Linked DNA regions of Mus musculus: region 2 is linked to region 1. Evidence: chromatin loops called from intact Hi-C (ENCODE). Cell type or tissue: left cerebral cortex. All regions are shown on one strand. Links, peaks and the distances in the headings refer to the core of each region. The heading gives the core; the rest is flanking DNA. Region 1 holds the start of Mptx1 (mucosal pentraxin 1). Region 2 holds the start of Olfr418 (olfactory receptor 418).

The links. Peaks named below come from ENCODE experiments on the same cell type or tissue, not always from the same donor. Only the 100,000 strongest peaks of a DNase experiment are listed, where the experiment ranks them.
Region 2: it touches region 1 in a loop (38-fold over the local background); 19 of 42 quality-filtered maps call a loop at or near these places.

What each region holds. Positions count from the first base shown.
Region 1 is chr1:174,327,274-174,344,246 of GRCm38, reverse strand. Mptx1 (mucosal pentraxin 1) reads right to left here and starts at 13,729. Exons shown (of 2, transcript NM_025470.3): 1 at 13,611-13,729; 2 at 11,370-12,053. The coding sequence starts at 13,674. The coding sequence ends at 11,458. In left cerebral cortex, for the core only: no CTCF peak of the experiment used is centred there; no DNase peak of the experiment used is centred there.
Region 2 is chr1:173,262,664-173,279,636 of GRCm38, reverse strand. Olfr418 (olfactory receptor 418) reads right to left here and starts at 9,490. Exons shown (of 1, transcript NM_146651.2): 1 at 8,500-9,490. The coding sequence starts at 9,460. The coding sequence ends at 8,528. It overlaps Mptx2 (mucosal pentraxin 2), which reads left to right and starts at 1,881. Exons shown (of 2, transcript NM_001205011.2): 1 at 1,881-1,978; 2 at 4,581-5,176. The coding sequence starts at 1,915. The coding sequence ends at 5,176. In left cerebral cortex, for the core only: no CTCF peak of the experiment used is centred there; no DNase peak of the experiment used is centred there.

The sequences.
Region 1 (16,973 bases), core at 4,893-12,892:
TTGAGAAGACAGTTTAAACGTGCCCCCAGAGAACTTTTTCTTGAGATTAACTCTTCAGGCACTCAGAGATCCCTGCAGCCACGATCCAAGAGTGCATAGCGACTGCACAGCCTCGGCACCATGCATTTGATGCTGGTTTCCTCTTCATACAGAATACAGGAGCTACAGCTTCCATCTAGATCTCAAAGGAAGGCTGGAAAATCAGACAGTGGCAGCTTCTGGACCTCTGCAATGCAGCTCATACAGAAGTTATGTAGGGCTGGAGAGATAGCTGGGTTCCATGCCTCTCCAGCACACAGATGGCAGCTCATACCTGCCTATTTCTCCAGTTTCAAGAGATCCAATGCCTTCTTCTGTACTCTGAAGGCACTGCATGAACAGGAAGCACAAACATACAGGCAAAATACCCATACACATAAAATAAAGATAAATAGATATATACACATAAAGTAACATAATCGTATTATCCTAACTTAATCTAATGTAGTTGCTTCACAAAGCCCTCACCTCTAAATACTACTAACATAAGAATTTAGGGATTAAAATGTTAACCTTTGAACTCTGAAGGGCATTTCCATTCAAAGAGTAGCACAACATAAATGATCATTATCCTACCTTGTTATATAAGTGAATAAATGCTTTTAAGAGATATAGCCATATGAATACCTACAAAATGTTTTAAAACCATTAATGATGGACACTCTGTCTCTCTTTCTCCCTGACTCTACACCTCTCTCTCTTACTCTCTCTGTTAATACAGTGTCTTGGAGCCAGGTTATCCTTGAACTCCCTAAGTAGAAAAGGATGTCGTTGAACTCTCGATTGCCCTGCTTCATCCTGTGTGTGTCACCATGCCTGGCTCAGTAATGTTGATTTCTAAGTTAGTGATCACCAGTGGTCCATGTCATCCTTTTTCGTTTATGCGTCTCTGTGATGAAGTGCACTGTGTTGATCACTAAAGAGGAAACTGTGTGGTGCTTGCCATGTCCTTAGTCCGTATTCAGGATTGTTGTGGCAATTTCCTGTAATAGAGCAGAGCTGAAGCGATTCCTCACAGGCTCCCCATGGGACCAGTGATCATCTTTGTGGGGACGACCACCAACCCGTTGTCTTTTCATTTTATTTCCAGGAAGTAGCAGGAATAAGCCAAAGGGAACACAGGAAGAGGTCTAAGATTGACTCCTGCCTTTTCCCAGTGTGGGTGACATTTTTCTGTAAATGGCTGTAAAGATGAGGCATTTATCAGTGAGACCTAAGGAAATCAACTGAGGGTTAAAGCTGAGCCAGACAAGCCCTGGCCTCCAGTAATCCAATGCAGCAACCGGATCTTACTTATTTAATAAATTTTATGAAATAAGCTGCTTTCCAATACAGACAAGTTAACATTTAGGGCCTTCCCTCAAGTTATCAGTATTAATTGGTGCACTTCCTCGAAATTCAATGCAGCGTCAGTTTTGGAAACCTGGAGAATTCTCAAGTCAGTAAAGAAATGAAAGCGTCTCCTCTGGCAGCCACAGAACTTCTTAATGAAGCCCAGGAGACTGGCAGCTCCATCCTTTGTCTCTTAAGACCCCTAAGGAATTCGCCAAAGAAAGATCCCCAGGAGATGAGTGAAGAGATTAACTAGCTAATGGAGAAGCTATCAAAGCTCCTGAAATTTGCAACCTAAGAGATCATTTCTTTTCTTCTTCTACTATAAGGCCAAAGATGTCAACTCACCATATCTGTAGGGACAACAGTAATTTGCCTTATCCTTTTGATACCAGAGAGCTAAATTTTCTTCATTTTATTAGTCTTAGCTTCCATTGTAAACACCTCCTGGATGTGGGTTTTGTTGATCTGTATTTGTTTTCAGACTCAGTTCTTTCCAGAACTTTGTAAAAATTTCTTCCAGAATGCACCTCCTTCCGGTTCCCACTGCCAAGGTCAGACACAGTGATAAATGAGAATGAAATACCAAGTGTGTTTTTCAAATGTTTGCTATTTTCCCTTTATAGTTTTCAGCATGTGGTTTCTTCTATAGACTCTTCTGTCTGCTAACATTATATCTTATCGTGCCCCTTTGCTGTGGTTAGTAGACTGAAGAACATGAAATCTAGTGGTGGTATGATAATAATCATCAGTATGTGAAATACTCTCATATTAGAAGACCCAGAAAGTGGAATGATTTGGGAGGTGGTAATTAGCAAGGAACTAGATATTGAAACAGTAGAAAGTAATGTTTTCCAACTATTAAAGACCAAAAATGTAATTGATGCTAATAATGGAACAGTATACATCTCTGGAAATTAAAGGAATGAGATGGCTGTACTGTTACCAGAAGCATTCAAGACATATCCTCCAGTGGAAGAAGATAGACAAGAATTGTTATGTATAGTCTATTATGTTATGTAAAATTGAAATGATATAGAACTATGTAGGGTTATATAAAAATAAAATCCAAGAAAGAAAAGAACAAGTAGAAATAAAGAAACCAAGGAAGGAAGAAAGGAAGGACAAAAGAAAGGCAGGCAGAAAGTGAGGGAGGGAGGGAGGGAGGGAGGAAGGAAGGAAGGAAGGAAGGAAGGAAGGAAGGAAGGAATAATTACCTACAGACCAGAGTATATGGAGGAGAAAACTAGCTTTTCTTTTTACACATCCCTACAACTTGGGAACATATGTAACTTCAAAGTGTAGTTTTATTTTTCTAAACACACATAGACCTTTCTTGTTAAGGAGGGCTACCAACTTATAAGATAATACGTTTCTAATCATTGGAGGCACTGAAGCAGACTTTGGGGGACTATAGAGGAAGAATGCTGTGCTTTGAAAATCGCCTTCTAACTCTAGGGTCCAATGACTCAGTCATATTTGAGAGACTCAAAACTTCCCAATACATTTCTCTTTCTTAAATTCTGGCTTCCAGTAGGAAAATCCTGGTGGATGAAGTGAGTGGGATTAGCTGCTTGCTCAGAATTGAATTTTCAATCTAGGAAGGACGTTATTTCTGGAGAAGAATTTCTTTAAAAAATTTTAGGAGCTGAGGGGCAAGAGGTCATTAAAAAGGTAGTGTTGGAGATTTTCAGTGAATTTTCTTCATTTTAATGTTATTTATGTTTTTCAATGTTTCCTTTCTTTTTGTAAAAACTTTTTTATTTTAATTTTTAAATTAAAGTATAATTACATCATTCCCAACCTTTCCCTTTCCTCTTCCAAATCTCTTCATGTCTCCCTAGTTTTATCTTTCAAATTCATGGCTTTTTTCCCCCCATCAGTTAGCATTGTTACACATACATGCGCAAATGCTGCTGAGCCTGTTTCGTGTTCCATGTATGTATATACTTTACTTTTTCATTTTCATTCTTTTTTTTGTTTTGTTTTGTAAATTGCAGTTTCTGATCTTCCTATTCAAATTTTCCATGTTTGCTCTCTTTATCTATGAACTGTCCACAAGGTTCTCATCAGATGCTTATTCATAATTGTATTAATTTTCAATTAATTGTTAATTCACATTGTTTTTGGCCTTGGCTATCATAGTTAAAATAAATACAGGCCATTCGGGCCTTCATCTTCAGCCAGGAAGCAGAGTTGAGACCCAGACCTCTGAGCACTTTCCCGCCAGAGGAAAGGCAGCCTCCAGGGAGGGCTCTGTCCACAGGGCCAGGTGAGAACACCATCTTGTATCCCTGGTCCCAAAGAGACCAGTCTGTGCAGGAGAGTGCACAGGCAGCAGAAGCAACATAGCTTCTTGGACAGGGTCCCTTTTAGGACTTCATCTTCAGCCAGGAGGCAGAGATGAGTTCCAGACCTCTGCACACTTGCCTGCAAAGAGTCCTCTGACCACTGAGACTCAGGAGAGAGTTGTACTCCCAGGAGTGATGATAGAGGCTAACAGAATCACAGGAGGAACAAGCTATATATCTACTATATTAAAAAACCTCAAAGACAAAAGCCACATAATCAACTCCTTAGATGCTGAGAAAGCATTTGACAAAAGCCAACACCCATTCATGATAAAAGCCTTGGAAAGATCAGGAATCCAAGGCCCATACCTAAACATGATAAAAGCAATCTACAGCAAACCAGTAGCCAACATCAAAGTAAATGGAGAGAAACTGGAAGCAATCCCACTAAAATCACCGACTAGACAAGGCTGCCCACTCTTTCCATACCTATTTAATACCTAGTACTTGAAGTCCTAGCCAGAGCAATTAGACAACAAAAGGAGATCAAGGGGATACAAACTGGAAAGGAAGAAGGCAAATTATCACTGTTTGCAGATGATATGATAGTGTATATATAACTGACCCTAAAATTCCAACAAGGAACTCCTAAGCCTGATAAACAGCTTCAGTGAAGTAGCTGGATATAAAATTAACTCAAACAAATCAGTGGCCTTTCTCTATACAAAGGATAAACAGGCTGAGAAAGAAATTAGGGAAACAACACCCTTCACAATAATCACAAATAATATAAAATACCTTGGTGTGACTCTAACTAAGGAAGGGAAAGATCTGTATGATAAGACCTTCAAGTCTCTGAAGAAAGAAATTGAAGAAGATCTCAGAAGATGGTAAGATCTCCCATGCTCATGGATTGGCAAGATTAATTTAGTAAAAATGGCTCTCCTGCCAAAAGCAATCTACAGATTCAATGCAATCCCCATCAAAATTCCAACTCATTTCTTCACAGACTTAGCAAGGGCAATTTGCAAATTCATCTGGAATAAAAAAAAATCTAGGGTAGCAAAAACTATTCTCAACAATAAAAGAACCTCTAGTGGAATCACTATGCCTGACCTCAAGCTGTGCTACAGAGCAATTGTGACAAAAACTGCATGGTGCTGGTACAGCGACAGACAGTTAGATCAATAAAATAGAATAGAAGACACAGAAATGAATCCACACACCTATCATCACTTGATCGTTAACAAGGGAGCTAAAACCATCCAGTGGAAAAAAGACATCATTTTCAACAAATGGTGCTGGCACTACTGGCAGTTATCATGTAGAAGAATGCAAATTGATCCATTTTTTTTTTAATTGATCCATTCTTATCTCCTTGGGCAAAGCTCAAATCTAAGTGGATCAAGGAACTCCACATAAAACCAGAGACACGGAAAACGATAGAGGAGAAAGTGGGGGAAAGTCTCAAAGATATGGGCACAGGAGAAAAATTCCTAAACAGAACAGCAGTGGCTTGTGCTGTAAGTTTGAGAATCGACAAATGGGACCTCATAAAACTGCAAAGCTTCTGTAAGGCAAAAGACACTGTCAATAAGACAAAAAGGCCAACAACAGATTGGGAAAGGATCTTTACCTATCTTAAATCAGATAGGGGACTAATATCCAATATATATAAAGAACTCAAGAGGGTGGAATCCAGAAAATCAAATAACCCCATTAATTAATGGGGCTCAGAGCTAAACAAAGAATTCTCACCTGAGGAATACCGAATGGCTGAGAAGCACTTGAAAAAATGTTCAACATCCTTAATCATCAGAGAAATGCAAATCAAAACAACTCTGAGATTCCATCTCACACCAGTCAGAATGGCTAAGTTCAAAAATTCAGGTGACAGCAGATGCTGGCGAGGATGTGGAGAAAGAGGAACACTCCTCCATTGTTGGTGGGAGTGCAAGCTTGTACAACCACTCTGGAAATCAGTCTGGCGGTTCCTCAGAAAATTGGACATAGTACTACTGGAGGATCCCACAATATCTCTCCTGGGCATATATCCAGAAGATGTCCCAACTGGTAAGAAGGACACATGCTCCACTGTGTTCATAGCAGCCTTATTTATAATAGCCAGAAGCTGGAAAGAACCCAGATGCCCCTCAACAGAGTAGTGGATACATTTACAGAATGGAGTACTACTCAGCTATTAAAAAGAATGAATTTATGAAATTCCTAGGCAAATGGTTGGACCTGGAGGGCATCATCCTGTGTGAGGTAACACAATCACAAAAGATCTCAAGTGATATGTAATCACTGATAGGTGGATATTAGCCCAGAAACTTAGTATAGCGAGATATAAGATAAAATTTGCAAAACACATGAAACTGAAGAAGAACGAAGACCAAAGTGTGGACACTTTGCCCCTTCTTAGAATTGGAAACAATCACCCATGGAAGGAGTTACAGAGACAAAGTTTGGAGCTGAGACAAAAGGATGGACCATATAGAGACTGCCATATCCAGGGACCCATCCCATAATTAGCCTCCAAACGATGATACCATTGCATACACTAGCAAGCGTTTGCTGAAAGGACCCTGATATAGCTGGCTCTTGTGAGACTAGGCCAGGACCTAGCAAACACATAAGTGGATGCTCACAGTCAGCTATTGGATGGATTACAGGGCCCCCAATGGAGAAGCTAGAGAAAGTATCCAAGGAGCTAAAGAGATCTGCAACCCTGTAGGTGCAACATTATGAAGTAACCAGTACCCCGGAGCTCTTGACTCTAGCTGCATATGTATCAAAAGATGACCTAGTGGGCCATCACTGGAAAGAGAGGCCCATTGGACACACAAACTTTATATGCCCCAGTACAGGCGAACGCCAGGGCCAAAAAATGGGAATGGGTGGGTAGGGAAGTGGGGGGGAGGGTATGGGAGACTGTTGGCATAGCACTGGAAATGTAACTGAGGAAAATACGTAATAAAAAAATAATTTAAAAAACAGAAAAAAAGGAAAAAAAATAAAATGTAATCTCATTCCTAGAGAAAGTGGAAAATACATACATTTTTTGCAATAAAAATGAGAAGTCATCTTACTTCTCTTATATATTGTGGCCATTGATACTTCCCAGGTAGTTGTAATATAGAACAAATCACCCTAGTTTTAGAAGGAAATGATTGCATGAATGTGAGAAAATCACATAGACTTTGGTGTCATAATTTTCTTATTGCAAGACAGGAGTTACAAATAAACTAATATATAGGGTGTTAATAATGTTGAGTAACATATGGAAAAAATTAAAATGCTACAAGGGACTGCTTATCATTACTCAATTATTTTTTGTGTTTGTTTTTGTTTTTTGTTTTGTTTATTAGGTATTTTCTTCATTTACATTTCCAATGCTATCCCAAAAGTCCCCCATACCCTCCCCCCCCCCGACTCCCCTACCCACCCACTCCCACTTCTTGGCCCTGGTGTCCCCCTATACTGAGGCAATTAAAGTCCACACTTTGGTCTTCGTTCTTCTTCAGTTTCATGTGTTTTGCAAATTGTATCTTGTATCTTGGGTATTCTAAGTTTCTGGGCTAATATCCACTTATCAGTGAGTACATATCACGTGAGTTCTTTTGTGATTGGGTTACCTCACTCAGGATGATGCCGTCCAGGTCCAATCATTTGCCTAGGAATTTCATAAATTCATTCTTTTTAATAGCTGAGTAGTACTCCATTGTGTAAATGTACCACATTTTCTGTATCACTCAATTATTTTTAACATAAATGAATTTTGATTCTAAATTACCCCTCAGTGAGAGAAGTTAAAAGACTGGTTCCCCCACAGCTATTTAATGTATAATCATGAAGAAATTAGAAAAGGTAGCTTACTCTAGTAAGACCAGATACCTGTGAAATTTATATGTAACCAATGCTGAAAAAGGCATGGAGATGCACACAATCCAGGAAAATAAGTTGCTGGGCAACAGGGAACTTGATTGACAGATTACATCTAGTACAGAGAAGAGTTTCTGAGGAAAAGGAGGCATCTGTCAATATTGAAGAAAGAGGGCAATATTCTTTGTTTTAAAAGTGGAATAGGGGACAGTCAGGCTTGCAAATGCTGAATGATCTGTGGAAATGTGTTCATGTAGCAGACAAGTGCATGAGAGAGTGCAAATATTTGTAAGGTGCTGGGGCAGCCTACATTCCTTTTTACAACAACACAGAAGTACAGTCCTTTATGAAGACAATAAAAATAATGTATTTTAAACAAATTCTTGGTAACAAGTTTTGAAAAAAGCTCTGCCTTACCTTTATAAGTAATAGGATGAAATCTAGTACAATCCCAATCCATCTTACTTGGAACACGAACCATCCCTTCCTCCACTGTATCACTATTGTACATGTTACCCACTGATACTGCATTGCATCAGTGTCTTGAGAACAAAATGCAGACAACACATAACTTTTTATTTATATATGTTATAATTGTCCTATTGTATCAGTAGAGTTTTTGTCTTTTCAAATGTGTATGTATGTATGTACTATTCATGTGTGTGTGTGCATGTTTGAATGTATGTGGATATATGTGAGCTTATCCATACATGTGGTGTGTGTGCATGTGAAGTGTAATGGTGGTATTGGGAATCTTCTTTGGCCACTCTTCTACCTTATTTTTAAAGGTGGAGTCTCCCTACCAAACTCAGAGCTTATAAATACAGCAAGTCTCTTTAGCCACATTTGCTCTGGGGATTCCCTGTGTCCACCACCTGAAGATGGAATTACAGCTGGGCTGCCTTCTCCTCCCAACCTTCACAGGGGTCTTAGGGATTGAACTTCAGTCTTCACACTTGTATGACAAGTGCTTTATCCACTGAGAATTTTTATATCGTTAGCTATTTTGCTAATCTCTCCATATGGTTAATTTATAAATCATGCTGTATCATAAACATGTTTAAGTTGAAGAATATATATATATATACACATATATATGTATATATATATAGATACACACACACACACACAAATATATATATATAGTTTAGAGCTTCTATACTTCAATTTTAGGTACCCATGGAAGGTCATGAAACATATCCTTCTTGGATAAGTCTATATAGTCAGTCAGAGTCTGGATGTCTTTCCTTTTTCTATTGAAAACTATTTTTTATAATATATAATCTGATCACACTTGCTCCCTCTCACAACTACTCCCAGATCATCCTCACTTTCTCACCCACCCAACTCCACCCTCTCTCTCTTTAAACAAACACACAAAAGTAAAACAGACAGATGAGAAAACAGGAAACATGTACACACACACACACACACACACACACACAAACACACCCCTCCCGAAACACAAGAACAGAAACCAAAATATAAAAGTAAAAGGTCTGGGTATTTTTTGAATGTTCAAAAATAATTTATTCCCTATCATTCCCCTTATCCTCAGAGAAAATTGCAAAATATGATGGTAAGGTTACATTAAAGAATGACTCAAATATACTAAAGTTTGGTTCTTGTTTTCATCTTGTACGTATTTTCTTTTAATTAAAACTTAATATCTTTTTGTGGTGTGAGAACCTGAGCCCTGTGTCTTGCACATGCTAGGCAAATGCTCTCCCACTCAGCTCCACTCCCTCCTTCTCTCTTCAATCTTTATTCTGCTGTATCTTTTATTGGTCCCCTAGGTTGCCACTAGAGTAATGACCAGATGCAGCTTACAAATGGGGAAACACTTATGAATCATAAGCAAGGATAGAATTTATTATTACCACTTCATTTATGGCAGAAAAGTGGGTTGTATGGTGCCTATTTGAATGCTGGGCTGAAAGATCACCATAAATGTCACACAGATATTGAGTGTGAGCCTCTAAGAGGACACAGCTGATGTCCAGTCCTACTAGAATTGGTCAGAGCTCCCTCTCCTACCTAGCTCCACTTTTTTCTTTGGAAGTGATGGGAGTAACAGACACCGATTGCCCCACAGAAATATCGCATATAAACATTCTCACATGCCTTGGAATTCTGTAAATGTTTTTCCTCAATTTTTCTGAGTCTCATTAGAACCAGTCATGAGTCTGGATCGCCAGTATTAAGCAACTTAGCCACATTCAGTTCATAACTTCACCACATGTTCTGAGGAGTAACAGAGATGTCTGAAAAAAGGTGGTTCTGAAATGAAATATGTTAATGCTATGCTTTAACTCATTCCTGATGCTGCTGAAATGGGAATTTAGCCCATGATTTTCATTCGTGTCTTTGTAGAACATAATCCAGTACTCATATTTTATCCTTATCCTCTTCTTTGCTATACTGACAATATTATTTTGTGTTAATCATTAGGTGTTTACTTTAACACACTGATTCTTAACGTTTGGGTCATTGTCTCTTTGAGGTCGAATGACAGGAGTTGCATCTAGGATATCCTGTATATAAGATATTTACATTATGATTCGTAACAATAGTGAAATTACAGTTGGAGGTCACTGCAACATGAGGAACTGTAGTATTAAAGGGTCGCAGCATCATGAAGGTTGAGAACTTTAACTTTGAATATCTTTCTACACAAGAATCTAAGGGTTCCCTAACCTCTCAGCTAGTGCCCTTTAAACGGGAAGGTTACATTCATGTTTGAGAAAGACATAAGAGAATGATTTAGCCTGGTGAAGAGTCTGAATGACTGGAGTGTTTTGTGATCCATTCAAAGTTGAAGAGAAAAAAATCAGTCTCTCCTTTTCAAGAATCCCACTGAAAATGCATGGGAAGCACACTGCAGCTTAGTCCTGGGGCCTCTGTGTCTCTGGTCATAGTGTGAGAGCCAGAGTTATGTTTTAAGTTTTAATTACTGTGCCTAAGAGATCCACAAAACAAAAACGCTTCTAACCTGCAAGCCCCTTGCTGAAGGACATGTACTTTCTGAAATGGTGCAGACCACATGGTTTTGCTCCCCTAAACAGGTTTTTTTTTTTTTTTTGACTCAACTACACAGGATGTGTTTGAGCACAGATGGGCAGGGGGGATGGGCAGGAGACAAAACATCAGGATGTATGATTTCCCCTTGACCTCATGGGTTTGTCTTTATAATTAACCTCTGCAAAATGTGACTCATTGCCATTTGCCAGGAATCCCAGAATGGTCCTGACCAGAATCCATCCTCCTGGCCAGTATTTAATTAAAGCTTCCTTCAACTTTGGCTCAAAAATGGTGGAACTGGTCTTTCTCTTCTGATTCTTGGGTTTAACAGTAGGAGGGGCTAGAAGGAACATGCATGCTTATCCTAGAACAGCTACTTCCCAGGGAAGATAAGAGTGAGTGTGAAGAAACCTTCAGCACAGCTGGTCTTTGTCTATTTTGGGGTTTCCCTAAACATACCTTTGCAAATAGCTTTCATTCTTTTCTGTGTAGGTGAACGGGCATTTTCTCAACCCTGCTCCTGAGAAATCCTCTTTTTAAACTCTCTTTTGAGGTCTGACCCCCTCGGATAGTCTGTTCCTGAAGGCCTCTCCCAGCAGTCACATTGTGCTCACAGGTTTCTGAATTTGAGCACACAGAACCACCACAGGGTCTCCTCCAGTCACACAGAATCCTCCAACTTGGGTGCCCAGTTGAGAGAGGAGTTCTCTAGGTGTTCCCCTAGTTCCTATGGTTTGATGCTGTAGACAATTACGGTACAGTTCACCCCAATATGTACAACCATAAATAACACACAGTAATGATGCTCATTTCTTTGCTTTTTTAATGCAATGCACATTATCATTTTAACAGAACCAAAAGCAGACTTATATTTCATAGAGCAATTAGCTTAAGGCCACAGTTTGGGCTTAGTCACCACATAGCCATTGTCTTCATAATTAAGAGCTTGCCAGTTTATAAGGTTGCCATTGTTACAGCTGTCTGATACCTTTTCTAGGGGGACCACATGGTCCCACAAGGAAACATCCCATATCTCCCCAACAAAGGATTGCTTTGCATCAAAATTTCCCCCATAGGAATCCTGCTCTTGTCCTAGAGTGATCATTGCATCACCCCCCACAGTGTATCCCTTCTTCAAGCCTTTCCTCCCCAGTGGTTTTCCATTCAGCCAGAATTCTGCAATCCCAGAGCCAGACTCCCAGTTCACACAGATACGGGCCGGATCAGGAAGATTTGTGGGTGCTTTGAAAGTGGCTACCATATTCCCAACATAGAACATGTATTCTCCTATATTTTCCACAAAGAGAAGAATCTCATTGTCCTGGTTTCTTGTGTTGTAGGAGAAGATGCTGTAAGGGCGCGTCAAGTCTGTGAAGGTCTTCATACACAGAGTGAAGTTCTGCAGTGACTTCCTCACCTTCGGTATCAGGGACACATAGGCAGTGGATGATTCTTGAGGGAAAATAAATGCCTTTCCCTTCATGTCTGTGGAGGAAAAAAAAAAAGCCCAGCAAGACAAACATTCTATCAACTCTGATATTTGATTTGTTCTTTTGTAGCCCTAGAGCTGCTTCCTGGAAGAACACGTTCAGCACATTGGAGCACACAGAGAGCCTGTGAGTGTTTGAAATCAGCAATAGTAAATAGCTATACAGTGTTAAAGGCAGGCCTGGAAGAGGTGGTCCATGTCTGCGGTCTCAACACTGGAATGGTGGAGACCTGCTGCCCTATGTAGTGAGTTCGAGAACAACCTGAGCTTAAGAACCTGTCTCCAACAAACAAACAAAACCAAAACTAACAATGAACAGATGGATTTGGGTTCAGTTCATTTTCTACAAAATTAAAGATTCCCTTTACCAACTCTACCTCCATCATCTTTGACACAGCATCTAGATAAAAGAAGTGACAGAAAATTAAATGTAACTGAAACATGGCAATGTATAAAGCCTGGGGTACTGCATATTCTCTTACCACTGACCCAGTCATGTTATTTCGTCTAGAGCCCTGCAGCTAGGGTTAATACATCCCGGACCTTGGTATGATGGACCATCAGAGTCATGTAAATGACTTGGTCCAGTCCATGCTAGTGCTGGACCTCACCTTCACTCTCTCCTGCAGTTCCCATGTTCAAGGAAGACCAGATTTTATGACAGCAACAAGATCAAGGGAATATTTACTATGGATTTATTTTGTCTTAAGAGCCATTCAAAAAGATGAAACTGTAATTATTATAAAATGATTCTTTTCTGGTTCAGAAAAGTAAATTTAACAAATGCTGCAGTCTGGAAGGCCTTCATGGACCTCACCTGCCCTTACAGCATCTTTTCCTATCCTGTTGTTCTCTTAAATGAAAAGTTACGGTACTCTCATCTGAGAAACAAATGCCATTCTCCTTTCTTGAACTCAGAGACTTCTTTACACATTAGTATAGTAAGGTATACCATTAATCATCATTTTATGTGGTAGTTTTTAACATGTGACTTAACTTAATTCTCTTCCCTTGGGGTAAGAGCTGATTCACTGGCAAGGAGTGGGACACAATGGAAGGATTTCTAGGATCTGATTATAAAAAGGTTGTGGCTTCTGAACTGAACATTTCTTCCAGCTATGTGTGGCAGCTATTTTGTAGAAAGGGTCTCAATGACAGGAAATTAAGAGTGGTCTTAACAGACAATGAAGAACTCATATTCCCTGGCCAGCATCTTGAAATAAACTGAAATTGATTAACCATTCAAGTAAGCTTGAGAGCAGACCGTCTGCACTAGAACCTTCAGACAATGCTACAACCTGGGTTAAAAGACTGCAATCCCATAGAGATCCGTGCTTGGGAACAGGAGCTAAAGCATTCTCTGTTTTCTGTTGTAAAAGATACATAAGATGGTAAATGATCACTCTTTCAAGCTGCTAATTTGGATCATATATAGAGTAAGTAACTTCCACACACCATTCACTCACAGTTTCTTGAGAACCACAGCAGCAAAAGGTGTTGGACCTCCCTATGTTCTGGATGTGGAAAACTTTCCAGCTTGGCTCAGGACCTACCTGTTTCTGCTACACTTCCTGAAAGAACAGAGAGAAACAGGATGCCCACAATAAGCTTCTCCATTGTGCTCTTCTTGGACAATTCCAGTAGTGGGAGATCAGCAACCCTCATCTCTGTGGAGAAACCTCTTGCTGTGTAGCTCTTATATTGCATTCATTGGGACAACACCCTTGTTTTCACAAAAGAAACAAAGTTATAAAAAGTTAATATTAACTGAACAATACATGGTTTTAAAACTAATGTGGTAATCACCTCAAATCATGTAAAAATTCTTAGATAAACTCTAACCACACAGATGGAAGACTTGCATTATAAAGACTTCAAAGCACTGAAAGGAACAGAAGATAGCAAAAGATGGAAAGATCTTCTGTCCTCATGGACTGGTAGGTTAGTATAGTAAAAATGTTCATCCTATCAAAATCAGTCTATAGACTCAATTAAAATTCCAACACAATTCTTCACAGAACTTGAAAGAACGATTTTTAGCTTCATATGAAAAAACAAATCACCCAGGATTGCTAAAATACTTCTGTATAATACCGCTGGAGGTATTACCATTCCCAGTCTCAAATTATAGAGAGCTATAGAAATAAAAACAGCATGGTGTTGGGAAAAAGGACACATGTTGATCAAGGGAATAGAATTGATGACTCAGACATAAGTCAACACATCAATATACACCTGATTTTTTATTAAGAAGCCAGAAAAACACTCTGAAAAATGGCAGAATCTTTAACAAATTGTGATGTTAATCTGGCTGGGTCTATGTAAAATTATTTAAATAGATACATTCTTATCACTCTGCATATAACTCAACTCTAAATGGATCAAAGACCTCAACATAAAACCAGATGCACTGAACCCGATAGAAAGGAAAATGGAGAATAGCTTTGAACTCATTGGCACAGGAGAAGACTTCCTGAACTGATAGCACTGATAACAACAGGCACCAAGATCAACAATTGGTAAATGGGACCTAATGGAACTGAAAAGCTTCTCTCAGGCAAAGGACATCATTCAGAGAAATCTACAAGCTACAGAATGGAAAACAATTTTTAAGAATTCCACATCCAATAAAGGACGAATATCCAAAATGCTTAAAGAACTCAAGAAACAAGATAAAAAAAAAGCAAAAAAAAACCCCAATAAATAATTCAGTTTAAAATTGGGGTACAAATCTAAGCAGGGGACTATCAAGAGAGGAATTGCAAATGACTGAGAAATAAAGAAATGTACAACACTTTTAGCCATTTGGGAAATTCAAATCAAAACTACTTTGAGATGCACTCTTACACCTATCAGAATGAGTAAGACCAATAACACAAATGACAACTCACGTTGGTAAGGACGTGGAACAAGGGAACCACTGCTGCATTGCAATTGGGAGTGAAAACTTGTACAAGCCACTATGGAAATCAATATGGCAGTTTCTTAAAATATTGGGAATCTGCATCAAGACCCACCTATACCATTCTTGCCCATATATCCAAGGGATGCTTCATCCTACGATATAGACAGACACTTGGTCCACCAAGTTCACAACTTCTCTGTTCATAATAGTGACAAAATTGGAAACAACCTACATGTCCCTCACCAAAGAATGGATAAAGAAAATATGTGTAAAAGGAATTAATCATTCTTTCTAGCCTGTATAAAAGGCATACAATCAGGGTGTTTTATTCATAAGCCATAAGCCTATATTGGGCAAGTTTGCAGCTATTCTAGCTTATTTCCCAGGCATATGTTTCTTGTCATTTGATGTTTTTCCTGGCTATGTGCTCATGGTCCCTCTCCTATCATGGCAGCCTCCTCCCCTCTCCATGTCCTTTATTCTCATTCTTGGTCTCTTCTGAGATCCCTCATTTGATTGTGTTGTCACAGTTTTCTTCCTCTACTGCCCAGTCACAGGCTCTATCCTCTTATTGACCAGTTAAATTGAGGACCAAGGTATACATAGAGCATCACTGGGTATGTGTGAGGATCTGCCCATCAAGCATATTTTCTCAGCAGATATTGGGCGTCAGAATTTAGCATTTATATACAATTAGCACCAGACCAATCCCCTACAAATGTGGTATGCTTATACAATAGGTATTAACTTTTAAAATATAAAATAATGAAATCCACAAGTAAACAGATGGAACTAGAAATGATCATCCTGAGTAAGGTAAACCAGCCCCAGAAAGACAAATATGGTATATATTTACTTATATATGGATATTAGCTGCTAAGTCAATAATTATCAAGATACAGTCCATAGAACCACACAGGTTAGGCATAGAGTAAGGGACTGGAAAGAACAACTAGATCTCACTGATAAAGAGAAATAGAATAGTTATGGATGCTGTGAGTGTGGTCAGGGAGCTAGAACAGGAATACCAAGTCAGAAGGGGTAGGGGAGAGAGGGTGAAGAAGGAAATATGAAGAGAAATAACTACAATTAAGGACTATTTGAGGAGTACTATAGAAACTTGTATAGTAACAACTTCCTAAGTATATGCATATGCAAAGTTGATATCAATTAAATAGTCAAATAATGAAGGATACAAAGCCCCAAGTAATCATTTTTTGTCACCAAATGAAGTTTCCAGTACCAGGACTGTAATACATTGAATTAGTTCTTCGTCAAATGGGTCCCATAGGAATCCCCAAGCAAACTAACATATTGCCAATATTAGAGGTTTATAGAAGACTATACCTGCACAACTCAATGAGCATGAACAAGTTGAGTTTAACTCTATATGCTAGCACCTTTAGTACAGAAAAGTACTCTGCACACTACTAAAGAAAAAAGGTAAACACCAATCCTGACCCAAACCCTTTGATCTGCAATGGTGTCCTTTCTGTAATATATGCTAGTGTCAAGATGGCCCAAAGTTTCTGGGAGTAACTAATAAATTTATTTGACTGATTTGACTCTAGTAATTGTAACCTGTACTAGATACTGGTTGGGTGTCTAGATACTGAAACACTACCTGAAACTAGATACTGGTCCTTAAAAGGTAGCAGTATAAGGAATCCTCATAACATTCTGCTATACTTACAGGTCATCATTAGAGAAGCTGTCCCCCGAAGTCAATGGGAACAGATACAAAGACTCACAGCTAGACATTATGCATCGATTGCAAGGCCTTGGATCACTCAGCCTTAAAATGGGATGGATTCATCAAATCTCTACCATTAGGGAACAGGGAACTCTGCAGATGAGGAGGTGGGGATGAAGGAATCCAAGGAAACAAGGCCCTCTAAACCAACATGAGCAACATTCATGTCAACTCCTGTTTAATGTTTGTATGGAATTCCCGAGTGGGTAAATAAGTGGGTCTCTGATTCTGTGCCTTCTCTTCAGCTCTTTTCCTTCT
Region 2 (16,973 bases), core at 4,712-12,711, 1.1 Mb after region 1:
CACCCAGTGATGCTCTATGTATACCTTGGTCCTCAATTTAACTGGTCAATAAGAGGCTAGAGCCTGTGACTGGGCAGTAGAGGGAGGAAACTGTGACAAGACAATCAAATGAGGGGGTCTCAGGAGAGACCAAGAACGAAAAGAAAGGACATGGATAGGGAAGGAGGCTTCCATGATAGGAGAGGGACCATGAGCACATAGCCAGGAAAAACATCAAATGACAAGGAACATATGGCTGGGAAATAACCTAGAATAGCTCCAAACTTGCCCAATATAGGCTTATGGCTTATGAATAAAACACCCAGATTGTATGCCTTTTATACAGGCTAGTAAGAATGATTAATTCCTTTTACACATATTTTCTTTATCCATTCTTTGGTGAGGGACATGTAGGTTGTTTCCAATTTTGTCACTATTGTGAACAGAGAAGTTGTGAACTTGGTGGACCAAGTGTCTGTCTATATCATAGGATGAAGCATCCCTTGGATATATGGGCAAGAATGGTATATCTGGGTCTTGATGTAGATTGATTCTCAATATTTTGAGAAACTGTCATACTAATTTCCATAGTGGCTGTACAAGTTTTCACTCCCAACTGCAATGCAGAAGTGGTTCCCTTGTTCCACGTCCTCACTAACAGGAGTTGTCACATCTGTTATTGGTCTTACTCATTCTGGTAGGTATAAGAGTGAATCTCAAAGTAGTTTTGATTTGAATTTCCCAAATGGCTAAAAGTGTTTACATTTCTTTGTTTCTCAGTCAATTGCAATTCCTCTTTTAAGGACCCCCTGCTTAGATCTGTACCCCAAGTTTAAATTGGATTATTCATTTTTGTTTTTTGCTTCTTTTTAGTATCTAGTTTCTTGAGTGCTTTAAACATTTTGGATATTAGTCCTTTATAATATCCAAATGTGGAATTCTTGAAAATAATTTTCCATTCTGTAGCTTGTAGATTTCTCTGAATGATGTCCTTTGCCTGACAGAAGCTTTTCAGTTCCATTAGGTCCCATTTACTAATTGTTGATCTTGCCTGTTGTTACCAGTGCTATCAGTTCAGGAAGTCTTCTCCTGTGCCAATGAGTTCAAAGCTTTTCTCCATTTTCCTTCCTATCAGGTTCAGTGTATCTGGTTTTATGTTGAGGTCTTTGATCCATTTAGAGTTGAGTTTTGTTCCAAGTGATAAGACTGTATCTATTTGGATAATTTTACATAGTCACAGCCAGATTACCACCACAATTTGTTAAAGATGCTACCATTTTCCAGTATGTATTTCTGGCTTCTTAATAAAAAATCCAGGTGTATATTGGTTTGTTGACTTATGTCTGAGTCCTCAATTTTATTCCCTTGACCAACATGTGTCCTTTGTCCCAACACCATACTATTTTTATTACTATAGCTCTCTACAATTTGAGATTGGAAATGGTAATGGCAGTATTATACAGAAGTATTTTAGCTATCCTGGGTGATTTGTATTTTCATATGAAACTAAAAATCATTCTTTCAAGTTCTGTGAAGAATTGTGTTGGAATTTTAATGGGGACTGTATTGAGTCTGTAGATTGGTTTTGATAGGATGAATATTTTTACTATATTAATCCTACCAGTTCATGAACACGGAAGATCTTTCCATCTTCTGATATCTTCCGTTTCTTTCAGTGCTTTCAAGTCTTTAACAGACAAGTTTTTCATTTGCTTAGTTTACCCAAGAATTTTTACATTATTTGAGGTGATTAATACATCGTTTTAAAAACCATTTATTGTTCAGTTAATATTAACCTTTTATTACTTTGTCTTCTTTTGTGAAAACAAGGGTATTGTCCCAGTGAGTCCTATATAAGAGCTACACAGCAGAGGTTTCTCCACAGAGATGAGGGTTGCTGATCTCCCACTACTGGAATTGTCCAAGAAGAGCACAATGGAGAAGCTTATTGTGGGCATCCTGTTTCTCTCTGTTCTTTCAGGAAGTGTAGCACAAACAGGTAGGTCCTGAGCCAAGCTGGAAAGTTTTCCACATCCAGAACACAGGGTGTCCAGTACTTTTTGCTGCTGTGGTTCCCAGGAAACTGAGTGAATGGTGTGTGGAAGTTACTTACTCTGTATATGATCCAAACTTAACAGCTTGAAAGAGTGATCATTTACCGTCTTATGTCTCTTTTACGACAGAAAACAGAGAATGCCCTAGCTCCTGTTCCCAAGCACAGGTCTCTATGGGATTGCAGTCTTTTAACCAAGGTTGTAGCATTGTCTGAAGGTTCCAGTGCAGAAGGTCTGCTCTCAAGCTTACTTGTATGGTTAATCAATTTCAGTTCATTTCAGGATGCTGGCCAGGGAATCTGAGTTCTTCATTGTCTATTGACCACAGACCACTCTTAATTTCCTGTCACTGAGGCCCTTTCTACAAAACAGCTGCCACATGTAGCTGGAAGAAATGTCCAGTTCAGAAGCCACAGCCTTTTGATAATCAGATCTTAGAAATCCTTCCATTGTGTCCCACTCCTGCCAGTGAATCAGACCTTACCCAATGGGAAAAGAATTAAGTCACATGTTAAAAACTACCACATATATTGATGATTAATGGTATACCTTACTATACTAGTGTGTAAAGAAGTCTCTGAGTTCAAGAAAGGAGAATGGGATTTGTTTCTCAGATGAGAGCACCATAACTTTTCATTTAAGAGAACAACAGGGTAGGAAAAAATGCTGTAAGGGCAGGTGAGGTCCATGAAGGCCTTCAGACACAGGGTGAAGTTCTGCAGTGACTTCCTCATCTGCAGGATCAGAAACACATAGGCAGTGGATGATTCTTCATATATATATATATATATATATATATATATATATACACACACACATATATATGTATATATATGTGTGTGTATGTATATGTATATTATTAAATATATACATGTGTATCATCTACATCTAAATACATATATACATTTATACACACATGCACACACACATATATGTATATATGTAAAGAGGATCTTTACTCTATCATTCTTTTTAAACACTTAATTGAGATAATATAAGAGTAAAGAAGAAATCTTGGAAAGAATTTGAACTTTAAACCAGAAACCCATCTCTCCAGAATAACTGGACAACTGAATGACCATGGTGAAGTGGTAGGACTCTATGCCTCACTTCTTCACCAATACAATGGGGGTACAAATAATACCCACCCAATAGATGGTGCTGAGGTCAACTAAGGGAAGAATGAACTTTGTGATGCGTGTATGAAACGAGCTTTTTTATTATCAAAGAAGCTATTTTCCTGTTTTGACAGCTTTATATATATATTTTTTCCCTCACTGCTGCCAGTAAGAAAACTTGATGCTCATTTCTCCACACTGCAGCGTACTGTCAGCAGAGAGTTGTAAGTTATTTCAGGTTATCTATGATATTTTGCTTCAAGTTTGGATCCTGACAAGGTTACAAACAGGGAGATAATTGATCACAGGACATAAATACATGGTTTACACTCCAATCTTCTGGGTGCTGTTGGGTTGACAGGAATTTAGCTCGCCCCCCACCACACCTGCCACACATGCCCCTCTCTCATACACTCAAGCCAGCCCTCTTTTCTGGACCTATTCCTCCATTCCAGTTCTCCAGGGGTCCAGAGTGTAAGCATTGCTTAAGAAGCCCTTGTATCTTAGGAAATAGAGTTCATGCTGTTTTCCCATTTCCTACTATGAAGCAAAACTAACTCAATTCAAGACTTTATAATATTTCTAGGCCATGTCTCCTCTGATTCAGTTTGTCATTATTCTCCAGTTTATTTTCCAGACTGCAGCATTTGTTAAATTTACTTTTCTGAACCAGGAAAGAATCATTCTATAACGATTACAGTTTCATCTTTTCAAATGGCTCTTAAGACAAAATAAATCCATACTAAATATTCCCTTGATCTTGTTGCTGTCATAAAATCTGGTCTTCCTTGAACATGGGAACTGCAGGAGAGAGTGAAGGTGAGGTCCAGCACTAGCATGGACTGGACCAAGTCATTTACATGACTCTGATGGTCCATCATACCAAGGTCCGGGATGTATTAACCCTAGCTGCAGGGCTCTAGACGAAATAACATGACTGGATCAGTGGTAAGAGAATATGCAGTACCCCAGGCTTTATACATTGCCATGTTTCAGTTACATTTAATTTTCTGTCACTTCTTTTATCTAGATGCTGTGTCAAAGAAAAAGATGGAGGTAGAGTTGGTAAAGGGAATCTTTAATTTTGTAGCAAATGAACTGAACCCAAATCCATCTGTTCATTGTTAGTTTTGGTTTTGTTTGTTGGAGACAGGTTCTTAAGCTCAGGTTGTTCTCGAACTCACTACATAGGGCAGCAGGTCTCCACCTTTCCAGTGTTGAGACGCAGACATGGACCACCTCTTCCAGGCCTGCCTTTAACACTGTATAGCTATTTACTATTGCTGAGTTCAAACACTCAGAGGCTCTCTGTGTGCTCCAATGTGCTGTACGTGTTCTGCCAGGAAGCAGCTCTAGGGCCACAAAAGAACAAATCAAATATCAGCATTGATAGGATGTTCGTTTTACTGTTTTTTTTTCCTCTCCATAGACATGAAGGGAAAGGCATTTATTTTCCCTCAAGAATCATCCACTGCCTATGTGTCCCTGATACCGAAGGTGAGGAAGTCACTGCAGAACTTCACTCTGTGTATAAAGGCCTTCACAGACCTGACTCGCCCTTATAGCATCTTCTCCTACAGCACAAGAACTAAGGACAATGAGATTCTTCTCTTTGTGGAAAAGAGAGGAGAATATATGCTCTATGTTGGGAATTCGGGAGTCAGTTTCAAAGCACCCACAAATCTTCCTGATCCAGTCCGTATCTGTGTGAACTGGGAGTCTGGCTCTGGGATTGCAGAATTCTGGCTGAATGGAAAGGCATTTGGGAGAAAAGGCTTGAAGAAGGGATACGTGGTGGGGGGTGATGCAAAGATCATTCTAGGACAAGAACAGGATTCCTTTGGGGGAAAATTTGATGTAAAACAATCCTTTGTTGGGGAAATATGGGATGTTTCCTTGTGGAACTATGTGGTCCCCATAAAAGAGGTGCATGACAGCTGTAACAATGGCAATATTATAAACTGGCAAGCTCTTATTCATGAAGACAGGGGCTATGTGGTGACTAAGCCCAAACTGTGGACTTAAGCTAATTGCTCTATGTAATTTAAGTCTGCTTTTGGTTGTGTTACAATGATAATGTGCATTATACTAAAAAGCAAAGAAACGCAAATCATTGTTATATGTTATTTATGGTTGTAAATATTGGGGTGAATTGTACCATAACTGTCTACAGCATCAAACTATAGGAACTAGGGAATCGCTCCTCTCTCAACTGGGCACCCAAGTTGGAGGATTCTGTGTGACTGGAGGAGACCCTGTGGTGATTCTGTGTGCTCAAATTTAGAAACCTGTGACCACAATATGACTGCTGGGAGAGGTCTTCAGGAACAGACTATCTGAGGGAGTCAGACCTCAAAAGAGAGTTTCAAAAGGGGATTTCTCAGGAGCTAGGTTGAGAAAATGCCTGTTCACCTACCCAGAAAAGAATGAAAGCTGTTTGCAAAAGTATGCTTAGGGAAACCCCAAAATAGACAAAGACCAGCTGTGCTGAAGGTTTCTTCACACTCACTCTTATCTTCCCTGGGAAGTAGCTGTTCTAGGATAAGCATGCATGTTCCTTCTAGCCCCTCCTACTGTTAAACCCAAGAATCAGAAGAGAAAGACCAGTTCCACCATTTTTGAGCCAAAGTTGAAGGAAGCTTTAATTAAACACTGGCCAGGACCATTCCAGGGTTTCCAGCAAATGGCAATGAGTCACATTTTACAGAGGTTAATTATAAAGGCAAACCCATAAGGCCATGGGTTTCTCATCATGTCCAATCAGGGGCAAGCATACATCCTGATGTTTTCCCTGCCCATCCCCCTGTCTATCTGTGCTCAACCACATCCTGTGTTGTTGAGTAAAACGCAAACAAACAAAAAACCAAAAAACCTGTTGAGGCGAGCAAAACCATGTGGCCTCTACCTTTTCAGGAAGTACATGTCCTTCAGCAAGGGGCTCACATTTTAGAGGCACTTTTGTCTCATGGATCTCTTAGGCAAGTAATTAAAACTTAAAACATAACTCTGGCTTTCACACTATGACCAGAGACACAGAGGCCCCAGGACTAAGCTGCAGTGTGCTTCCCATGCATTTTCAGTGGGATTCTTGAAAAGGAGAGACTGATTTTCTCTTTTCAACTTTGAATGATCACAAAACATTCACCCATTCCGACTCCTCACCATGCTAACGAGTTCTAACTCTTATGTCTTTCTCACACATGAAAGTAACCTTCCTATTTAAAGGGCACTAGCAGAGGGGTTAGGGAACTCTCAGGTTCTTGTGTAGAAAGATGTTCAAAGTTAAAGTCCTCAAACTTCATGGTGCCGTGATCCTTCAATACTACAGTTCCTCGTGTTGCAGTGACCCCCCCCCAACCATAAAGTGTTTTCCTTGCTACTTCATAACTGTAATTTTGCTACTGTTATGAATCGTAATGTAGGTATCTTACATGCAGGATATATGAGATGCAACTCCTGTCATTTGACCTCAAAGAGACCATGACCCAAATGTTAAGAATCGGTGGTTTAAAGTAAACACCTAATGAGTCACACAAAGTAAGATTGTCAGTGTAGCAAAGAAGAGGATAAGGACAAAATATGAGTACTGGATTATGTTCTACAAAGACAAGAATGAAAATCATGGGCTAATTCCCATTTCAGCAGCATCAGGAATGAGTTAAAGCATAGCATTAACATATTTCATTTCAGAACCACCTTTCTTAAGACATCCATCACTGTGTTGCTCCTCAGAACATGTGGTGAAGTTCTGAAATGAATGTGGCTAAGTTGCTTAATAACATTGAACATACTGGCGATCCAGACTTACTCATGGACTGGTTCTAGTGAGACTCAGAGAAACTGAAAATTAAAAAATACAGATCTCCAAGGCATATGAGAATGTTTATATGTGAATAATATTTCTGTGGGGCAATCAGTGTCTGTTACTCCCATTACTTCCCAAAGAAAAAAGTGGTGCTAGGTAGGAGAGGGAGTTCTGACCATTTCTAGCAGGACTGGACATCAGCTGTTTCCTCTTAGAGGCTCACACTCAATATCTGTGTGACGTTTATGGTGATCTTTCAACCCAGCATTCAAATAGGCACCGTACAACCCACTTTTCTGCCATCAATGAAATGATAATAATGAATTCCACACTTGCTTATGATTCATAACCGTTTCCTCATTTGTGAGCTGCATCTGGTCATTACTCTAGTGGCAACCTGGGGAACCAATAAAAGATACAGCAGAATAGAGATTTTTTCCTTATCCAAGAAGGATATGTTTCATAACCTTCCATGGGTATCTAAAATTGAAGCATAGAAGCTCTAAACCATATATATATTCTCCAACTTAAGCATGTTTATGATATAGCTTGATTTATAAATTAACCATACGGAGAGATTAGCAAAATAGCTAATGATATAAAAATTCTCAGTGGATAAAACACTTGTCATACAAGTGTGAAAACTAAAGTTCAATCCCTAGGACCCCTGTGAAGGTTGGGAGGAGAAGGTAGCCCACCTGTAATTCCATCTTCACGTGGTGGACACAGGGAATCCCCAGAGCAAATGTGGCTAAAGAGACTTGCTCTATTTATAAGCTCTGAGTTTGGTAGGGAGACTCCACCTTTAAAAATAAGGTAGAAGAGTGGCCAAAGAAGATTCCCAATACCACCTTTACAACTTCACATGCACACACACCACAAGTATGGATAAGCTCACATATATCCACATACATTCAAACATGCACACACACACACACACACACATGAATAGTACATATATACATACACACATGAAAAGACAAAACCTCTACTGATACAATAGGACAATTATAACAATATATAGTAATAAAAAGTTATGTGTTGTCTGCATTTTGTTCTCAAGACACTGATACCATGCAGTATCAGTGGGTAACATGTACAATAGGGATACAGTGGAGGAAGAGATGGTTCGTGTTCCCAGTAAGATGGATTGGGATTGTACTAGATTTCATCCTATTACTTGTAAAGGTAAATAATTTTAAACTAAATAATAGCTTATCTTAAAACTATCCTAGGGCTGGAGAGATGACTCAGCAGTTAAGAGCACTGAGTGCTCTTTGAGAGGTCCTGAGTTCAATCCCCAGCAACCACCATGGTGTCTCACAACCATCTGTAATGGGATCTAATGCCCTCTTCTGGCACGTAGGTCTACATGCACATAGAGCACTCATATACATTAAATGAATAAAATAAATAAATAAATAAATAAATAAATAAATAAATAAATAAATAAATAAAATGTTCCAAAAATAGAGATATTCTATTTATATTTTCAGACCATAATTGACTGTGATTAACTGAAACTGCAGGTAAATAAAGGGAATCCACTGTACACCAAGCTGCCATGTATCCTAGGCAAGAGGATTTTTCCCAATAGCACGGTAAATGGCATCCTTGACTTCTTTGTTTCTCAAGGTATACACCACAGGGTTGAGGAGAGGGGTAAACACCGTGTAAGTTACTGAGATCAGCTGGTCCTGATCCCTGGTGTTCTCTGATTTGGGCTTGAGGTAGGCAATGGAGGCACAACCATAGTGGATGATGACCACCGTGAGGTGGGAGGCACAGGTGGCAAAGGCCTTCTTCCGTCCCTCAGCAGAGGCAATCTTGAGGATGGTGGAGATGATGAGAATGTAAGAGATGAAAACCAAGCCCATGGGTACCACAATAACCAGTGAGCTGATGATAAAGTTAACTATGTCATGCAGAGTGGTATCAGCACAGGACAGTTTCATAACTGGGCGGATGTCACAGAAATAGTGGGCTACTTCTCTGTCACAAAAAGGTGCCCTGAATACAGATGCAATTTGAATTATTGCCACAAGCAGCCCAATGTTGCAGGAACCCCATACTAGCTGGGCACACACCCTCTTGTTCATGATAACCGAGTACCTCAAGGGGTTGCAGATAGCTACATAGCGATCATATCCCATCGCTGTAAGCAGAAAGCAGTTGTTGATGGCCAAAGTGATAAAAAAGAACATCTGGGTAGCACAGCCAGCCAAAGAAATGGGTTGGCTTGAACCCACAAGGCTGGCGAGCATCCTTGGTACAATGACCAATGTATACACTGTCTCTGAAGTGGAAAGCATACTAAGAAAGAAGTACATGGGAGTATGAAGGTGACGATCAATACCGATAATTATCATAATAATGGCATTGCCAGTCAGAGTTAGCAGGTACAAGGTCAGAAATACCATAAAGAGAGTAAATTTGTATTCCTGAAAGCTGGAGAAACCTTGGAAAACAAACTCACTTATCACTGTGTGATTTCTTCTCATCATCTTCCAGACAGGAGTGGCAGGCTTGAGTCAATCAGAACACATCAGTGCCCACTTGAAGCTGATGATGCTTAGGAAGAATTGGTAATGGTTCTGTCTTTGTGTAGACATCGAGTCAGCAAGGCCAGCTGTCCATCTAGTAGTCAAAGAGAGGCACAAAAGTTTGTATGTAAAATGTGGAACAGATTTCCTGGTAAGGTGGACTTTAAATAGGAAAGGGAAGTAGTCAGGAGAATCAGACAAGACAGAATTAAACTTGAAAGGCATTTTCACTTAGAGCATACTTTCAAAACTTGTTACCTAGAATTTGTTTAAAACAGATTATTTTTTATTGTCTTCATAAAAAACTGCACATCTGTGTTGTAAAAAGGAATGCAGGCTGCCCCAGCACCTTACAAATCTTTATACTCTCTCATGCACTTGTCTGCTTCATGAACACATTTCCACAGATCATTCAGCATTTGCAAGCCTGACTGTCCCCTATTCCAGTTTTAAAACAAAGAATAGTGCCCCTTTCTTCAATATTGACAGATGCCTCCTTTTCCTCAGAAACTCTTCTCTGTACTAAATGTAACCTGTCAATCAAGTTCCCTGTTGCCCAGCAACTTATTTTCCTGGATTGTGTGCATCTCCATGCCTTTTTCAGCTTTGGTTACATATAAATTTCACAGGTAGCTGGTCTCACTAGAGTAAGCTATCTTTTCTAATTTCTTCATGATTATACATTAAATAACTGTGGGGGAACCAATTTTTTAACTTCTCTCACTGAGGGATAATTTAGAATCAAAAGTCGCTTATGTTAAAAAATAATTGAGTAACGATAAGCAGTCCCTTGTAGCATTTTAATTTTTTCCATATGTTACTCAACATTATAACACCCTATATATATTAGTTTATTTGTACCTCCCATCTTGCAGTAAGAAAATTATGACACCAAAGTCTATGTGATTTGCTCAAATTTATGCAATCATTTCCTTCTAAAACTAGGGTGATTTGTTCAACTACCCAAGAAATATCAATGGCAACAACATATATGAAAAATAAGATGACTTCTCATTTTCATTGGAAAACTGTATGTATTTTCCTCTTTCTCTAGGAATGAAATTACATTGTAAAGAAATTCAAAACCAGAAATAATTTGGAAAATCAGAAAAATTTTAGAACCTAAGAAGATGAGGAAATATTAGCAGGTTAGTGATAACCTATACAACTTTACCTTAAATGAATATTTTGATAATTAATATTTCTGATTATGTATTTTTAGGAAACTGTCATATAAGTATGTCAGAATGTATGTACAAAGAACTGTAATCATTTTAATTATGATAAACAAGGCCAGAAACAATGTGAATTGATAATTACATAATTATGACATATGCATCTGATGGGAACCATGTGGTCAGTTCATAGCCAAAGAAAGCAAACATGGAAAATTTGATGAATAGGAAGATCACAGACTGCAATTTACAAAACAAAAAAGAATGAAAAAGAAGAAGTAAAGTATATACCTACATGGAACACTGAACAGGCTCAGCAGCATTTGTGCATGTATGTGTAGCAATGCTAACTGATGAAAAAAAAAAGCAATGAATTTGAAAGATAAAACTAGGGAGACATGGAGAGGTTTGGAAGAGGAAAGGGACAGGAAAGCAATGATGTAATTATACTTTGATTTAAAAACTAAAATAAAAATAATTTTTATGAAAAGAAAGTAAACATTCAAAAACATAAATAATATTAAAATGAAGAAAATCCACTCAAAATCTCCAACATTACCTTTTTAATGGCCTCTATACAATCCAGACTTTTATGCCTAATTATTCCTCTAGAAACCTAAGACTAAAATTGGTAAATATTTCTTCCCAGTCAAAATATATCATTTGATGGCAGAAGGGCCCAAGGAAGAAAATGAGAACAGGTGAGTGAACTTACCTCAGAGAAGAAAGAGTTGAAGGTGCAATGCCTGAGTAGGTTAGAGTATTTGAGCAAGAAGTCAGAGGAAATTGTCATCAGTCATTGGACTCTGTAATTAGTAGATGCTCATCGCAGGTGTTAAGGGACCACCAAAAAGTGATGAAGATGCTAGAGTTAAATAAAAAACCTACAATGAACTAAATAACTCTGTTGCTCTTAGTACACTGGGATGCAAGGAGCTGAATGAAGAAGAGTTTGGAATTTCCTAACTGATGATTTTGAAAAACAGTACAAGGCAGTTTGATGATATAGAGATATGAACACACACAGACAAACACACAGACAGACACACACACACACACACACACACACACACACACACACACACACATATATATATCCCGTGGAGATGAGAGGGTCAAATGGACTAGCCCTTAATTATCCCTGTATAATTGAGACTCATCATACATTTTTAGTTAAGGTAAAACACTTTGTTTTTTGTTTGTTTGTTTGTTTTTTGTTTTGTTTTGGGTTTTTTTTTTTTTTTGGTAACTGTGACATCAAAGTAAGCTAGGTTCTAGAAAGACCACGTGGAACATATGCATTCTTGTGTTTCCTTAATTCTTCCTAATCAGGAAAGCCATGGCTCCTCACAATGGAAGGAACAGATGAGTGCACACAGGGGCAGCTGGACCACAGCAGCAAACGCAACATCCCAGCTTCCTTCTGTGCCGTCTCAACCATCAAAGATGCAACATTTTATGTAAATTTCTGTTCCAATAATTTTTGGGGGAGGAAATTCTTGCCCCCCAGCTCCTAAATTTTTTTAAAGAAATTCTTCTACAGAAATAACGTCCTTCCTAGACTGAAAATCTAATTTTAAGCTAGCAGCTAATCCCACTCACTTCATCCACCAGGATTTTCCTACTGGAAGCCAGAATTTAAGAAAGAGAAATGTATTGGGAAGTTTTGAGTCTCTCAAATATGACTGAGTCATTGGACCCTAGAGTTAGAAGGCAATTTTCAAAGCACAGAATTCTTCCTCTATAGTCCCCCAAAGTCTGCTTCAGTGCCTCCAATGATTAGAAACGTATTATCTTATAAGTTGGTAGCCCTCTTTAACAAGAAAAGACTATGTGTGTTTAGAAAAATAAAACTACACTTTAAATTACACATGTTCCCAAGTTGTAGGGATGTGTAAAAAGAAAAGTTAGCTTTCTCCTCCATATACTCTGGTCTGTAGGTAATTCTTCCTTCCTTCCTTCCTTCCTTCCTTCCTTCCTTCCTTCCTTCCTTCCTTCCTTCCTTCCTTCCTTCCTTCCTTCCTCCCTCCCTCCCTCCCTCCCTGCCTCCCTTCCTTGCTCCCTCCCTTCCTTTCTCCCCTTCTTCCTTCTGCCTACCTTCCTTTCCTTCCTTTCTCCTTTCCTTGGTTTCTTTCTTTCCACTTGTTTATTTCTCTCTGGGATTTTATTTTTGTATAACCGTACATAGTTCTATATCATTTCAATTTTACACAATATAATTAGACTATACATAACAATTCTTGTCTACCTTTTCCACTGGAGGATATGTCTTGAATGCTTCTGGTAACAGTACAGCCATCTCATTCCTTTAATTTCCAGAGATGTATACTGTTCCATTATTAGCATCAATTCCATTTTTGGTCTTTAATAGTTGGAAAACATTACTTTCTACTGTTTCAATATCTAGTTCATTGCTAATTACCACCTCCCAAATCATTCCACTTTCTGGGTCTTCTAATATGAGAGTATTTCACATACTGATGACTATTATCATACCACCACTAGATTTCATGTTCTTCAGTCTACTAACCACACCAAAGGGGCACGATAAGATATAATGTTAACAGACAGAAGAGTCTATAGAAGAAACCACATGCTGAAAACTATAGAGGGAAAATAGCAAACATTTGAAAACCACACTTTGTATTTCATTCTCACTTATCACTGTGTCTGACCTTGGCAGTGGGAACCGGAAGGAGGTGCATCCTGGAAGAAATCTTTACAAAGTTCTGGAAAGAACTGAGTCTGGAAACAAACAGATCAACAAAACCCACATCCAGGAGGTGTTTACAATGGAAGCTAAAACTAATAAAATGAAGAAAATTTAGCTCTCAGGTATCAAAAGGAAAAAGTAAATTACTGTTGTCCCCACTGATGTGGGGAGTTGACATCTTTGGCCTTATAGTAGAAGAAGAAAAGAAATGGTCTCTTAGGTTGCAAATTTCAGGAGCTTTGATAGTTTCTCCATTAGCTAGTGAATCTCTTCACTCATCTCCTGAGGATCTTTTTTTGAAGAATTCCTTAGGGGCCTTAAGAGACAAAGGATGGAGCTGCCAGTCTCCTGGGCTTCATTAAGAAGTTCTGTGGCTGCCAGAGGAGACACTTTCATTTGTTTACTGACTTGAGAATTCTCCAGGTTTCCAAAACTGACTCTGCATTGAATTTTGAGGAAGTGCACCAATTAATACTGATAACTTGAGGGAAGGCCCTAAATGTTAACTAGTCTGTATTGGAAAGCAGCTTATTTCTTAAAATTTATTCAAATAAATAAGATCCTGTTGCTGCATCGGATTACTGGAGGTCAGGGCTTGTCTGGTTCAGCTTCAGCTCTCAGTTGATTTCCTTAGGTCTCACGGATAAATGCCTCATGTTTACAGCCATTTACAGAAAAATGTCACCCACACTGGGAAAAGGCAGGAGTCAATCTCACACCTCTTCCTCTGTTCCCTTTGGCTTATTCCTGGTACTTCCTGGAAATAAAACGAAAAGACAACGGGTCGGTGGTCGTCCCCACAAAGATGATCACTGGTCCAGTGAGGACCCTGTGAGGAAGCACTTCAGCTCTACCCTATTACAGGAAATTGCAAGAATCTTGAATACAGACTAAGGACATGTCAAACACCACACAATTTCCTCTTTAGTGATCAACATAGTGCACATTCATCACAGAGATGCATAAAAGAAAAAGGATGACATGGACCACTGGTGATCCCTAACTTAGAAATCAACATTACTGAGCCAGGCATGGTGACACACACAGGATGAAGCAGGGCAATCGAGAGTTCAATGTCATCCTTTTCTACTTAGGGAGTTCAAGGATAGCCTGGCTCCAAGACATTGTATTAACAGGGAGAGTAATAGAGAGAGGTGGAGAGACAGAGAGCATACATACATCATTAGTAGTTTAAAAACATTTCATATGTATTCATAGGGCTATATCTATTAAAAGCATTTTTTTTCTTGTCAGCGTTTGGAAGCTGATTATGGGATGGATCCCAGATAGGGCAGTCTCTAGATGGTCCATCCTTTTGTCACAGCTTCAAACTTTCTCAGCATCTAACGAGATGATCATGTGGATTTTGTCTTTGAGTTTGTTTATATACTGGATTACGTTGATGGGTTTCCGTATATTGAACCATCCCTGCATCCCTGGGATGAAACCTACTTGGTCAGGATGGATGACTGTTTTGATGTGTTCTTGGATTCGGTTAGCAAGAACTTTATTGAGGATTTTTGCATCAATATTCATAAGGGATATTGGTCTGAAGTTCTCTATCTTTGTGGGGTCTTTTTGTGGTTTAGGTATCAGAGTAATTGTGGCTTCATAGAATGAGTTGGGTAGAGTATCTTCTGTTTCTATTTTGTGGAATAGTTTGTGAAGAACTGGGATTAGATCTTCTTTGAAGGTCTGATAGAACTCTGCACTAAACCCATCTGGTCCTGGGCTTTTTTTGGTTGGGAGACTATTAATGACTGCTTCTATTTCTTTGGGGGATATCGGGCTGTTTAGATCATTAACCTGATCTTGATTCAACTTTGGTACCTGGTATCTGTCTAGAAACTTCTCCATTTCATCCAGGTTCTCCAGTTTTGTTGAGTATAGCCTTTTGTAGAAGGATCTGATGGTGTTTTGGATTTCTTCGGGATCTGTTGTTATGTCTCCCTTTTCATTTCTGATTTTGTTAATTAGAATGCTTTCCCTGTGCCCTCTAGTAAGTCTGGCTAAGGGTTTGTCTATCTTGTTGATTTTCTCAAAGAACCAGCTCCTTGATTGGTTGATTCTCTGAATAGTTCTTCTTGTTTCCACTTGGTTGATTTCGCCCCTGAGTTTGATTATTTCCTGCCTTCTACTCCTCTTGGGTGAATTTGCTTCCTTTTGTTCTAGAGCTTTTAGGTGTGTTCTCAAGCTGCTAATGTGTGCTCTCTCTAGTTTCTTTTTGGAGGCACTCAGAGCTATGAATTTTCCTCTTAGGAATGCTTTCATTGTGTCACATAAGTTTGGGTATGTTGTGGCTTCATTTTCATTAAACTCCAAAAAGTCCTTAATTTCTTTCTTTATTCATTCCTTGGCCAAGGTATCATTGAGAAGAGTGTTGTTCAGTTTCCATGTGAATGTTGGATTTCTATTCTTTATTTTGTTATTGAAGATCAGCCATAGTCCATGGTGATCTGATAGGATGCATGGGACAATTTCAATATTTTTATATATGTTGAGGCTTGTGTTGTGACCAATTATGCGGTCAATTTTGGAGAAGGTACCATGAGGTGCTGAGAAGAAGGTATATCCTTTTGTTTTAGGATAAAATGTTCTGTAGATATCTGTTAGATCCATTTGTTTCATAACTTCTGTTAGTTTCACTGTGTCCCTGTTTAGTTTCTGTTTCCACGATCCGTCCATTGGTGAAAGTGGTGTGTTGAAGTCTTCCACTATTATTGTGTGAGGTGTAATGTGTGCTTTGAGCTTTATTAAAGTTTCTTTAATGAATGTGGCTGCCCTTCTATTTGGAGCATAGGTATTCAGAATTAATAGTTCCTCTTGGAGGATTTTACCTTTGATGAGTATGAAGTGCTCCTCCTTGTCTCTTTTGATGACTTTGGGTTGGACGTCGATTTTATTCGATATTAGAATGGCTATTCCAGCTTGTTTCTTCATACCATTTGCTTGGAAAATTATTTTCCAGCCTTTCATTCTGAGGTAGTGTCTATCTTTTTCTCTGAGATGAGTTTCCTGTACGCAGCAAAATGTTGGGTCCTGTTTGTGTAGCCAGTCTGTTAGTCTATGTCTTTTTATTGGGGAGTCAACTCCCCAATAATAATATCCATTGATATTAAGAGATATTAAGGAAAAGTAATTGTTGCTTCCTATTATTTTTGTTGTTAAAGTTGGCATTCTGTTCTTGTGGCTGTCTTCTTTTAGGTGTTTTGAGGGATTGCCTTCTTGCTTTTTCTAGGACGTGGTTTCTGTCCTTGTATTGTTTTTTTTTTTTCTGTTATTATCCTTTGAAGGGTTGGATTCGTGGAAAGATATTGTGTGAATTTTGTTTTGTTGTGGAATACTTTGGTTTCTCCATCTATGGTAACTGAGAGTTTGGCCGGGTATAGTAGCCTGGGCTGGCATTTGTGTTCTCTTAGTGTCTGTATAACATCTGTCCAGGCTCTTCTGGCTTTCATAGTCTCTGGTGAAAAATCTGGTGTAATTCTGATAGGCTTGCCTTTATATGTTACTTGACCTTTTCCCCTTACTGCTTTTAATATTCTCTCTTTATTTAGTGCATTTGTTGTTCTGATTGTTATGTGTC